2 separate regions of the Homo sapiens genome follow, and region 1 is linked to region 2. A link is an interaction called in ENCODE POLR2A ChIA-PET data of the cell type or tissue named here. Cell type or tissue: GM12878. All regions are shown on one strand. Each heading gives the region's core, and the rest is flanking DNA. Links, peaks and the distances in the headings are about the cores only. Region 1 overlaps TBL1XR1 (TBL1X/Y related 1). Region 2 overlaps LINC00501 (long intergenic non-protein coding RNA 501).

Region 1 (5,386 bases), core at 294-5,293, 160 kb before region 2:
TATCTTAAGGTCCCACCACGGTAGTTTTCAATAAAACAATCTACATGAAGAACTGGATAGTTTTTATAACATTATTTCTAAAAAATAAAAAGTAAAACAAAAACAAAAACAAAAAAAACCCTGCTGCAAATTCCACTGTAAATATAGGATTTGTTTCTTTTCTTTTTTTTTTTTTTTTTTAAGACAGTCTTGCTCAGTCGCCCAGGCTGGAGTGCAGTGGCACAATCTTGGCTCACTGCAACCTCTACCCTCCTGGGTTCAAGCCATTCTCCTGCCTCAGCCTCCCCAGTAGCTGGGATTACAGGTGCGAACCACTATGCCCAGCTAATTTTTGTATTTTTAGTAGACACGGAGTTTCACCATGTTGGCCAGGCTGGTCTCGAACTCCTGACCTCATGATCCGCCCGCCTCGGCCTCCCAATGTGCTGGGATTACCGGCGTGAACCACCACGTCCGGCCAATATAGGAATTTAAAACAAGACTACAACTGACAGAAGAGCCATTCATCCCTATGGTATACTCCTAAATTTCATATTATATATTAGACCCTGAAAATCCTGTTGCTATGGTGTTGCTCCCAGGAGACATTTCAGCAGCAGTAACCAGGAAGAGCTAAGAAGCTGACAGACCTGCATATAGATATGATTAGAAAATCATCTGTGGCGCTTTAGGGATTCTGTTTGAGCACCTCTAGATTAAAGAAAATTGGACACTACTAACAGCCCTAAGGCTATATAAACCCAAGAAATTAACCTAACCTCCCCAGCCCCTCAAGTAATATTAAAGAGATATCATTCTTCTATAAACAATATAAATCAAGAAGAGAAACATCCATCCTGCGGGCCACATTAAACTACTAAGGCCACTAAATGGACGTATTTTCCCACCTCCAAAACTAAGCTATAATAAATACAATATGGTCTCTAAAATTATTAGCATTCAAAGAGCCTCAATGTAGAGATACCCTATTAAAAGTTTTAATTCTCCTAAAATGTAAAAAGAACAAGAAGAATTTTTTATTTTTAATTCCTGCAGTGGTAAAGACAGTTTTTACTTATGTGGAACTCAGCTGGATTTTCTCAATGGGTAAAAAAAAAAAGAGAGAAATCAGTTTCTACCATAGGTTTAAAAAGCTGAGGCTGATTCTCCTGCTGCTGAGGAAAGTAAATAGCTCACTTCCAATACTGAAAGAAGTAGCTACTTGAAATTATATCAATTCTCTAATGCTAAAAAGATTACCTTAAAAATGGTAAGGAAATTACCACTTATACCACAACTGGAGTATACATTTTATAAAATAAGGGCCCTCTATTTTAAAATAAAGTACATTCAATGCTGTTGTGAGAACTGTATGATTTATTTAAAAGAAATACTATAGAAAAGTCAATATATATAATTTATACACATATAAATGACAAGCTTGATCAAAATAACTACTTGAAAAACCAAGACACAAAATTCTCATCACATTTTCAGCAGCATGAGTTTTTATATCCATTCTCTCTTCTTTCTTAAAATAAGCACCAAATTTATAGCACCCCTTTGAAGCACTAAAGATATGTCAGTGTGCAAAAATCAGGTAGGAAAAGAAAAAAGTCATCCAAGTAAATAATTATAATCAGCGTTAAGTGTTACAAAGTACCAGCTCCTACGAAAGTCCTAAATAAGTAATGTCCCTGCTGCCACCTGATGCACAGGGCTTAGTAAAGACTAATGATGGCCACTGTTTCCAAGTGAAGCGATGCTGGCCCCTGAGTTTCAAGACACTAGTTTTGCATCTTCATAAGGATGCTACGTTTTTGCAGTAAAATTTAGGATGTCTATTTGTTTAAAAATTTTTTAAGCTATATTAATAGGTCAAGGTCGTTAATACCACCACATTAATGCATTTAACCTCATAGTTTAATTTAACTTAATATAAAGTAGTGGTGAAGAGCAAGGCTAGACAGCTAGATTTGCATGTAACCCTGAGCACATTACTTAATCCAATAAAGAGTGGGGAAAATGGAGCAAGAGGGAACAAAATAATAGTACTTTCTCAAGAAGCTCAAATAACAAGTAAATTGAAGAGCTGTTGGAGGCCTTGTTTAGCTGCTTTGCAAACCATGTAAGTAGAAGTATCTGGTAGGGCGCAGTGGCTCAGTCCTGTAATCCCAGCACTTTGGGAGGACGTCATGGTAGTGCATCATGACGTCAGGAGATCTAGGCCATCCTGGCTACCACGATGAAACCCCATCTCTACTAAAAATACAAAAAATTAGCTGGGCGTGGTGACAGGCGCCTGTAGTCCCAGCTATTCAGGAGGCCAAGGCAGGAGAATGGCGCGAACCCGGGAGACTGAGCTTGCAGTGAGCCAAGATTGCGCCACTGCACTCCAGCCTGGGCGACAGAGCGAGACTCTGTCTCAAAAAAAAAAAAAAAAGTATCCAATTGGCAGCGAGAAAGAAGAATCAAATAATGTCCAGAACAATCTTCACTGAGTCCATAGTTCCCATTCTGCTTCCAATTCCAGGATATATTACTTGCACTGGGTTTGATGGGATACTTCCCAATGAATTCTTTTTCTTCAAGCTCTCGATTATTTTTTATTATTTGAAACTCAGTCCTAAATCATAAAACATGTTTATAAAGAGCTAAAACATTCTAGCCCAGGCGTGGTGGTTCACACCTGTAATCCACACACTTTGGGAGACTGAGGAGGGTGGATCACCTGAGGTCAGGAGTTCGAGACCAGCCTGGCCAACATGGTGACACCACATCGCTACTAAAAATACAAAAGTTAGCCAAGCATGGTAGTGCATACCTGAGGTCCCAGCTCCTTGGGAGGCTGAGATGCGAGGACTGCTTGAGCCCAGAGGACGGAGGTTGTAGTGAGCCGAGAACACGCCACTGCACTCGAGCCTGGGTGACAGAGTGAAACTCTGTCTCAAAAAAAAAAAAAATAAAGATCTAAAACATTCTCTAGAAATGTAAAAAAATTTATATCAAGTACTAAAACAAAGCCAGTTAATCTTAGATACACAAATGTACACAAACACACCTAGGTTTGTTGTGTTTCCGTTTTGGAAATTTGGTAAATGCTTAACAGCATAATTTTCCATTTGTTATAGTCTAATTTGTTTTCCTGTTTCTCTGACTGTTTTGCCTATCATCTTAGATAACCCCTGTGCCAGTCCTTGACTCCTTGCTTTCCCATGTGTTTCTTTTAGCTAGTTTACATGCTACCCCTTAAGTTCTCTTTTCCCCAAAACCCTGACTGAAAAAAAGACTTCTACAAGCAGTCAGCAAACAGGTTATTTCCCACACATATCTCACATTTTTATTTACATTATGAGCCAGTTAGGTTAATTACACTTTTCAGTGACTCAAATGCAAGTAAAAGATTCTGAACTCAGCACTAATAATGTCAAACCCTACATAAAAGGCACTAATTGGCCAGGCGCGGTGGCTCACGCCTGTAATCCTAGCACTTTGGGAGGCTGAAGCGGGTGGATCACCTGAGGTCAGGAGTTTGAGACCAGCCTGGCCAACTTGGTGAAACCCCATCTCTGCAAAAAAATATAAAAATTAGCCAGGCATGATGGTGGATGCCTATAATCCCAGCTACTCGGGAGGCTGATGCAGGAGGATCGCTTGAACCAGGGAGGTAGAGGTTGCAGTGAGCCAAGATCATGCCACTGAACTCCAGCTTGGGTGACAGAGTGAGACTCTGACTCAAAAAAAAAAAAAAAATCTAAGACCCATCACCCAGTTAAGAATCATATATCAACAATAAGCACATGAAAATATTCTCAACATCATTTGTCACCAAGGAAATTCAAATTATAACCACAATGAGACACCACACACTCCCACTCAAATAGCTGAAACTAAAAAAGAACTAAAAATATTAAGTGTTGACAAAAACACAGAGCAACTAGAACTTACAAACACTGCTAGTGAAAGAGCAGACTGGCACAATCACTTTGAGGAATGGTTATAGCAGTTTCTAAAGTTAAACATATATCTACATCCTATTATCAATTTCATTTCTAATACACCAAAAAGATGTTAAGTGCTTTAGAATGTTCACAGCAGTTTTATTCAGAATAGCGCAATGTTGAAAACGCCACATATCTGTCCAAAGAGTAAAATAGATAGTAGTATTACACTTATGCGTGTGTATCAATGAAAAAGAAACTACTGCTTGATACAATAAATGATGAAGCACAGATTTACATGACCAGTCTCTAGTGAACACAGGTCAATACAGTGGTTACCTTTGGTGGGCAAGATACTGACTGGAAGAATGGACAAGGGAGCCTGCCTGCCGGAAGGCATGAAATGTTCCATGTCTCAATTTTGTTGGTAGTTACAAGGGTGGATAATATGTTTTAATTTTAAAAAATCATAGGCACAACTAATTTATGGTAACAGAAATTAGAAAACTGATTGTCTAAGATGGAGAGAAGGAAAAACAAAATGGGGCCTGAGGAAATTTTCTGAGTGATGGAAATGTTCTAAATCTTGACTGGGGTGGGTTACATGGTCAGTTTTACATGAGCTGTTAAAACTCATCAAAACAGTACACTTAACATCTGTTCATTTTATTGAAAGTAAATCATACCTCAACTAAAAGAAAGTTTACTGAGTTATACATCTACAAGTGTATACTTTGCCTTATGTAAATTACAGCACAATAAAAAATGGAAGTGCCCAAAATAAAAGTCCGCTAAGAAGAAATGACTTAAATATACAAAAAGATGCTCGATCTTATTCAAAATAAAAAAGAAATCAGAAAGACACTAAAGTAATATCTTCACTAGCAGATTATCAAAGAGCAAAACATTTGGTAACACTATGTTGGCAAGAACATGGGCAGAGACACATTGAGAGCAGGAATGTAAACCGGTACAGCCTCTGTGAAGTCAGTCTGGCAGTCACTACCCTAATTATTTACAAATGCACGTATCCTTTGACCCAGCAATTCCAATTATTTATTTATCATACAGATATCCTTTTATGCATAGGGAATGATCTATGTACCAAGGTTATTCACTCAACATTGCCACAGCCACAGACTGAGGCAACCTGAATATCCATCAATGAAGGGACCGGTTAAACTATGGAGTACCAATACAGTAAAATGTCTTGCAGCCATTTAAAAGAAAAAAAAGAGGCCGGGCGTGGTGGCTCACGCTTGTAATCCCAGCACTTTGGGAGGCCAAGGCGGGCAGATCACTTGAGGTCAGGAGTTCGAGACCAGCCCTGCCAACATGAGGAAACCCCGTCTCTACTCAAAATACAAAAAAATTAGCCAGGCATGGTGGCGGGCACCTGTAATCCCAGCTACTCAGGAGGCTGAGGCAGAAGAATCACATGAAACCAGGAGGTGCAAGCTGCAGTG
Region 2 (5,386 bases), core at 75-5,074:
TATAAGTCTTATGATATTAGTCAAAACTTTGCTCAAGTTGAAACTTTTGGTATTATAAATTCTCACTTTCAGTATTATATGTTTCTTCAGTCAGTGGTTTGAAACTTGGGTCAAAAAGATGAGAAAATGTAGGGTAAGATGTATTCATTAAAATAACAGTTCAACAATTTATGCAGAAATTAAATGTGTTTAATTTAGATTACATGAGAACTTGGGTCAGTGTATTTCTATTATTAGAAGAAAAATCCAGAACATAGTACCATATATTCCCAGGCCACAAGAGCCAAGGATCATCTTACATCAAGTCTGCCCTGGTCATGTGGAAAATGATCATGTTTAAGACCATTTTATATTTTTAGGGATACAAAAAACTAAATATAGCAGAAAGGTTGATAGTCAGTGCTAAATAATATTCCTACATCTCACTTAGCATGCAGTGCAACTGACCTTCATCAGACCAAGTTCCCCCAAAATCACAATAATCTTTGTGATAATTGGGGGATTTTAGTTACTGAATGAGGACAGAGCCGATATATTGTTCCTTCAGCTCAATAGTATCTCCGGAACTTATTTTTATTTTTATTTATTTTATTTTATCTTATTTTTGAGACAGTGTAGTCTTGCTCTGTTGCCCAGGCTGGAGTGCAGTGGTGCAATCTTGGCTCACTGCAACCTCTGCCTCCCGGGTTCAAGCGATTCTCCTGCCTCAGCCTCCTGAGTAGCTGGGATTACAGATGTGTGCCACCACACCTGGCTAATTTTTTGTACTTTTAGTAGAGATGGGGTTTCACCATATTGTCCAGGCTGGTTTCAAACTCCTGACCTCAGGTGATCTGCCCACCTTGACTTCCCAAAGTGCTGGGATTACAGGCGTGAGCCACCACGCCCGGCCTCTGGAGCTTATTTTTAAAGATTAATTGTAAAACTTTAACGTAGGAAATGCCCTTTTGTAAGCAAGTTTATATCTACCATTCAAATTTAATAATTAGACTGAAAATAAACCAAATCCACTTATAGAGAGAAGCTCGATCTTATTTACAAATGGAACTACAGTGTCAGGCTCAATGACTGCATTTTGGAAAACATACAACTTAGGAGGATGTTGATTTCTTCTTAATTGACTTTTTTTTTTTTTTTTGCTGGGGGGCTTCTCAGTACTTCTAAACTATCAGTGCATGGTCCATGCAATTAGATTTTTAGCAACACAATTCACAAGAAAACTTAATTCTATTTTCTAGTAATTCACTTATTCTTTAGTTAAAAAATATGGGTTTATCTCTTATATACTCACAGCAAAGTCATTATCTCATGAAGTACTACCTTTTTTTGAGAACTGAAACTACCCCTTTTACTGAAATTTTAATAATTTAATTCACTTTGGATAAAAGTTATTCTAAAATGTACTATATAGTTTCTGGTTCTTTATAATATCATTAAAAAATAAAAAATAAGTCTGGGTGTGGTGGCTCATGCCTGTTATCTATGCCTGTTATCTAAGCACTTTGGGAGGCTGACGTGAGAGGATCACTTGAGTCCAGGAGTTCAAGACCAGCCTGGGCAACACAGGGAGACTTTGTCTCTAAAATAATAAAAATAAATAGGCCATGCATGGTGTTGCACACCTGTAGTTCCAGCTACTCAGGAGGCTGAGGTGGGAGGATCATTTGAGTTCAGTAGGTCAAGGCTGCAGTGACCTATGATTGCATCACTGCACTGCAGCCTGGGTGACCAAGTGAGACTCTGTCTCAATAATTAAAAAAAAAAAAGCCCGGGTACAGTGGCTCACACCTGTAATCCCAGCACTTTGGGAGGCCAAGGTAGGTGGATCACGAGGTCAGGAGTTCGAGACCAGCTTGGTCAATATGGTGAAACCCTGTCTCTACTAAAAATACAAAAATTAGCCAGGCATAGTGGCCTGTTTCTGTAGTTCAAGCTCCTCGGAAGGCTGAGTTAGGAGAATCACTTGAACCCGGGAGGTGGAGGTTGCAGTGAGCTGACACGCACTACTGCACTCTAGCCTGGGAGACAGAGAGAGAGTCTGTCTCAAAAAAATAAATTAAAATAAAATAATAATAAAACAAGTTCCTGAACCCCTGCCATATGAAAACTGATTCTATTTTTGTATTTTCTCAGACCTTGTGCCATATGGATGCAGTTGTAAAATAGAAATTATTTTAAAATACAATCGATATGATTTAATTACTGCAGAGTGGTTCCAGACATTGAATACTGTCTTAGTCCCTTTTCTGCTGCTATAACAGAATGCCACAGACCGAGTAATTTATAGAGAAAACATTATTTGGCTCATGGTTCTAGAGACTGGGAAGTCCAAGAGCATGGTGCTGACAGCTAGTGAGGTCTTTCTTGCTGCTTTATCCCATAGTGGAAAACATCACATGGTGAGCAGGCTCTCATCATGGAGAAGGGATATGGGGCCAAACTCATCCTTTTCTCAGGGGCCCACTCCCATGATAACTAATCCACTCCTGTGATAGTGGCATTCATTAATTCACTTATAAGGCATACCCTTATGACCTAATCATTTCTTAAAGGCGCCACTTCCCAACACTGTTACGGTGGCAATTAAATTTTCACGTGAGTTTTGAAGGGGATATTTAAAACCATAGCAAATATGAACACTATTTTTTAACAGGGCCTCTGATTTTTATTACAATTATGATATTACATTGGGAATACTACAAACACTATGGATTTTAATTCCAACAAGGCATTTGACAAGTCTCTTGGGATGGATAGACTTCTGGGCAAAATAAAAAAAAAATGTTGGTAAGATGAGAGTTCATTGGTGTATTCATAACTGCAGAAATGACCACAAGAGTCTGAAATTTCAAAATTAAAATAACATTGTATGCTTTCCCTTGATTAAAAAGATAACATAGGCTCGCCATAGACATTTTGGAAAACATAGCTAAGTACAAAAAAGAAAATGAAAGTCACAAGCAAACCCAAACCCAAACCCACATCTAACCACTCTTTTTTTTTTTTTTTTTTGAGACAGAGTCTCGCTCTATTGCCCAGGCTGGAGTGCGGTGGTGCGATCTTGGCTCACTGCAAGCTCCACCTCCCAGGTTCATGCCATTCGCCTGCCTCAGCCTCCTGAGTAGCTGGAACTACAGGCGCCTGCCATCACGCCCGGCTAATTTTTTGTATTTTTAGTAGAGACGGGGTTTCACCGTGTTAGCCAGGATGGTCTGGATCTCCTGACCTCATGATCCGCTTGCCTCGGCCTCCCAAAGTGCTGGGATTACAGGCGTGAGCCACCGCACCCGGTCCATAACCACTCTTAACATTTTTGTAGATATATTAATATTCTATTAAGTCATACGTTTCTCTTTTGGGTAAAAATTTTTTCTCTTAGTACATTCATGAATGTATTTTCATGTTACTAGTCATTCTTCCACAACATCATTTTAAATAAATGCATAGTTTTATCAGGTATAGGTACCCTAATATATTTAGCAAATCCTCTGTAGTTTTTCCTTTTTTTGGTTATTTAAATTAGGACTATATATTGACTTTTTCAAAGACCTTTTCAACACCTGTTAAGGTGATCAAATGGCTTTTCTCCTTTAACTTTTTGTCATGGTAAAATATTTTTGATGTCAAATCATTTTTGCATTTCTGGAAATCCCCTTATTTGGTTCTGGTGTTAATTATAGTTTGTTTTACTTATAGAAATTTCAAACATACTCCAGAGTCTAGAGAATGACATAGTGAATCCTATGTAACCTACGCCCAAATTCAGTAATTATCACTACTCTTGTTTCATCTGTTCTCTCCCTCTTCCCTTTTTGGTTGAGTATTTTAAAGCAAATCCTAGAAATCTACCATTTTACCCCTAAAATCAGAACTTTTAATTAATTAATTTATTATTTTAGGCAGAGTCTTTCTGTCACCCAGGCTGGAGTGTAGCGGCGCGATCTTGGCTCACTGCAACCTCCGCTTCCCGGGTTCAAGTGATTCTCCTGCCTCAATTTCCTGAGTAGCTCGGATTACAGGTGCGCACCATCATGCCCAGCTAATTTTTGTATTTTTAGTAGAGATGGGGTTTCACCATGTTGGCCAGGCTGGTCTCGAACTCCTGACCTCAGGTGATCCGCCCACCTGGGCCTCCCAAAGTGCTGCGATTACAAGCGTGAGCCACTGCACCCTGCCAAAATCCTAACTTTTTAAGCACAAGCACACAATGCCATTATCACATGTAGCAAAAGTGCCAATTAATAATCATCTTGGCCGGGCGCGGTGGCTCGCGCCTGTAATTCCAGCACTTTGGGAGGCCGAGGCGGGCAGATCACGAGGTCAGGAGATCGTGAGGTCAGGAGATCAAGTAGCTGTAGTCCCAGGTACTCTGGAGGCTGAGGCAGGAGAATGGGGTGAACCCTCGGGGGCGGAGCCTACAGTGAGCCGAGGTCGCACCACTGCACTCCAACCTGGGCGACAGTGAGACTCTGTCTCAAAAAAAAAATAAAAATAAAAATAAAAATAATCTCATAGGGTCACGATTAATGACCTAAGTTCAATTTTCTCCAATTGGCTCAAATATTGTTTCTTTTTTTGTGTGTGAATTGTTGGTTTAAAGCAGTCTCTTAATCAACAACAGCTCTCTCTTTTCATTTTTTTCATGCTTTGTTGAAGAAATGGGGTCACTCGGTGCATCTCCTATATTCAAGAGTTGGTTGATTGCATCTTTGTGGTTATAAATGCATCCCTTCTCCCCTGCATTTCCTATTACTTGGCGGTTAGACCTAGAGGCCTGATTAGATTAAAGTTCAAGACTATTCCATGCATGGTTCTGTATCGTTGATTTTGTACCACATGACAAGGCACATAAAATTTGGTTATCCTACTTTTAGTGATCTCAGTATTGATAAGTGATTTCAGGTGTTAGAGTCGGATCCAGCCATTATAATGTTTCCTAATTGTGTATCATTTTAATCTGTAGCATTAGATTTGATTGATCACATTTTATATAGGCTTTTTTTTTTTTTTTTTTGAGACTGAGTCTTGCTCTGTCGCCCAGGCTGGAGTGCAGTGGCGCAATCTCGGCTCACTGCAAGCTCCGCCTCCTGGGTTCACGCCATTCTCCTGCCTCAGCCTCCCAAGTAGCTGGGACTACAGGCACCCGCCACCTCGCCTGGCTAATTTTTTTGTATTTTTAGTAGAGATGAGGTTTCACCGTGTTAGCCAGGATGGTCTCGATCTCCTGACCTTGTGATCTACCTGCCTCGGCCTCCCAAAGTGCTGGGATTACAGGCGTGAGCCACCGTGCCCAGCCACATTTTATATAGGCTTTTAAAAACATTTACAGTCCATAAGTAAGCTAATTCTCTTGCTTTTTTTCTGTGCATTATTTTAATAGCTAAAG

Evidence for each region. Peaks named below come from ENCODE experiments on the same cell type or tissue, not always from the same donor. Only the 100,000 strongest peaks of a DNase experiment are listed, where the experiment ranks them.
Region 1: POLR2A ChIA-PET joins it to region 2 with 10 read pairs; 3 of 35 experiments call an interaction of 5 or more read pairs at or near these places.

What each region holds. Positions count from the first base shown.
Region 1 is chr3:177,158,068-177,163,453 of GRCh38, forward strand. The region is part of intron 1 of TBL1XR1 (TBL1X/Y related 1); the gene reads right to left. Among named protein-coding and RNA genes, the nearest start is that of TBL1XR1, 37 kb to the right of the region's middle. In GM12878, for the core only: no CTCF peak of the experiment used is centred there; no DNase peak of the experiment used is centred there.
Region 2 is chr3:177,315,096-177,320,481 of GRCh38, forward strand. The region is part of intron 1 of LINC00501 (long intergenic non-protein coding RNA 501); the gene reads left to right. Among named protein-coding and RNA genes, the nearest start is that of LINC00501, 23 kb to the left of the region's middle. RefSeq lists a silencer at 3,001-3,050. In GM12878, for the core only: no CTCF peak of the experiment used is centred there; a DNase peak (open chromatin) is centred at 2,931; H3K27ac peaks cover 897 bases.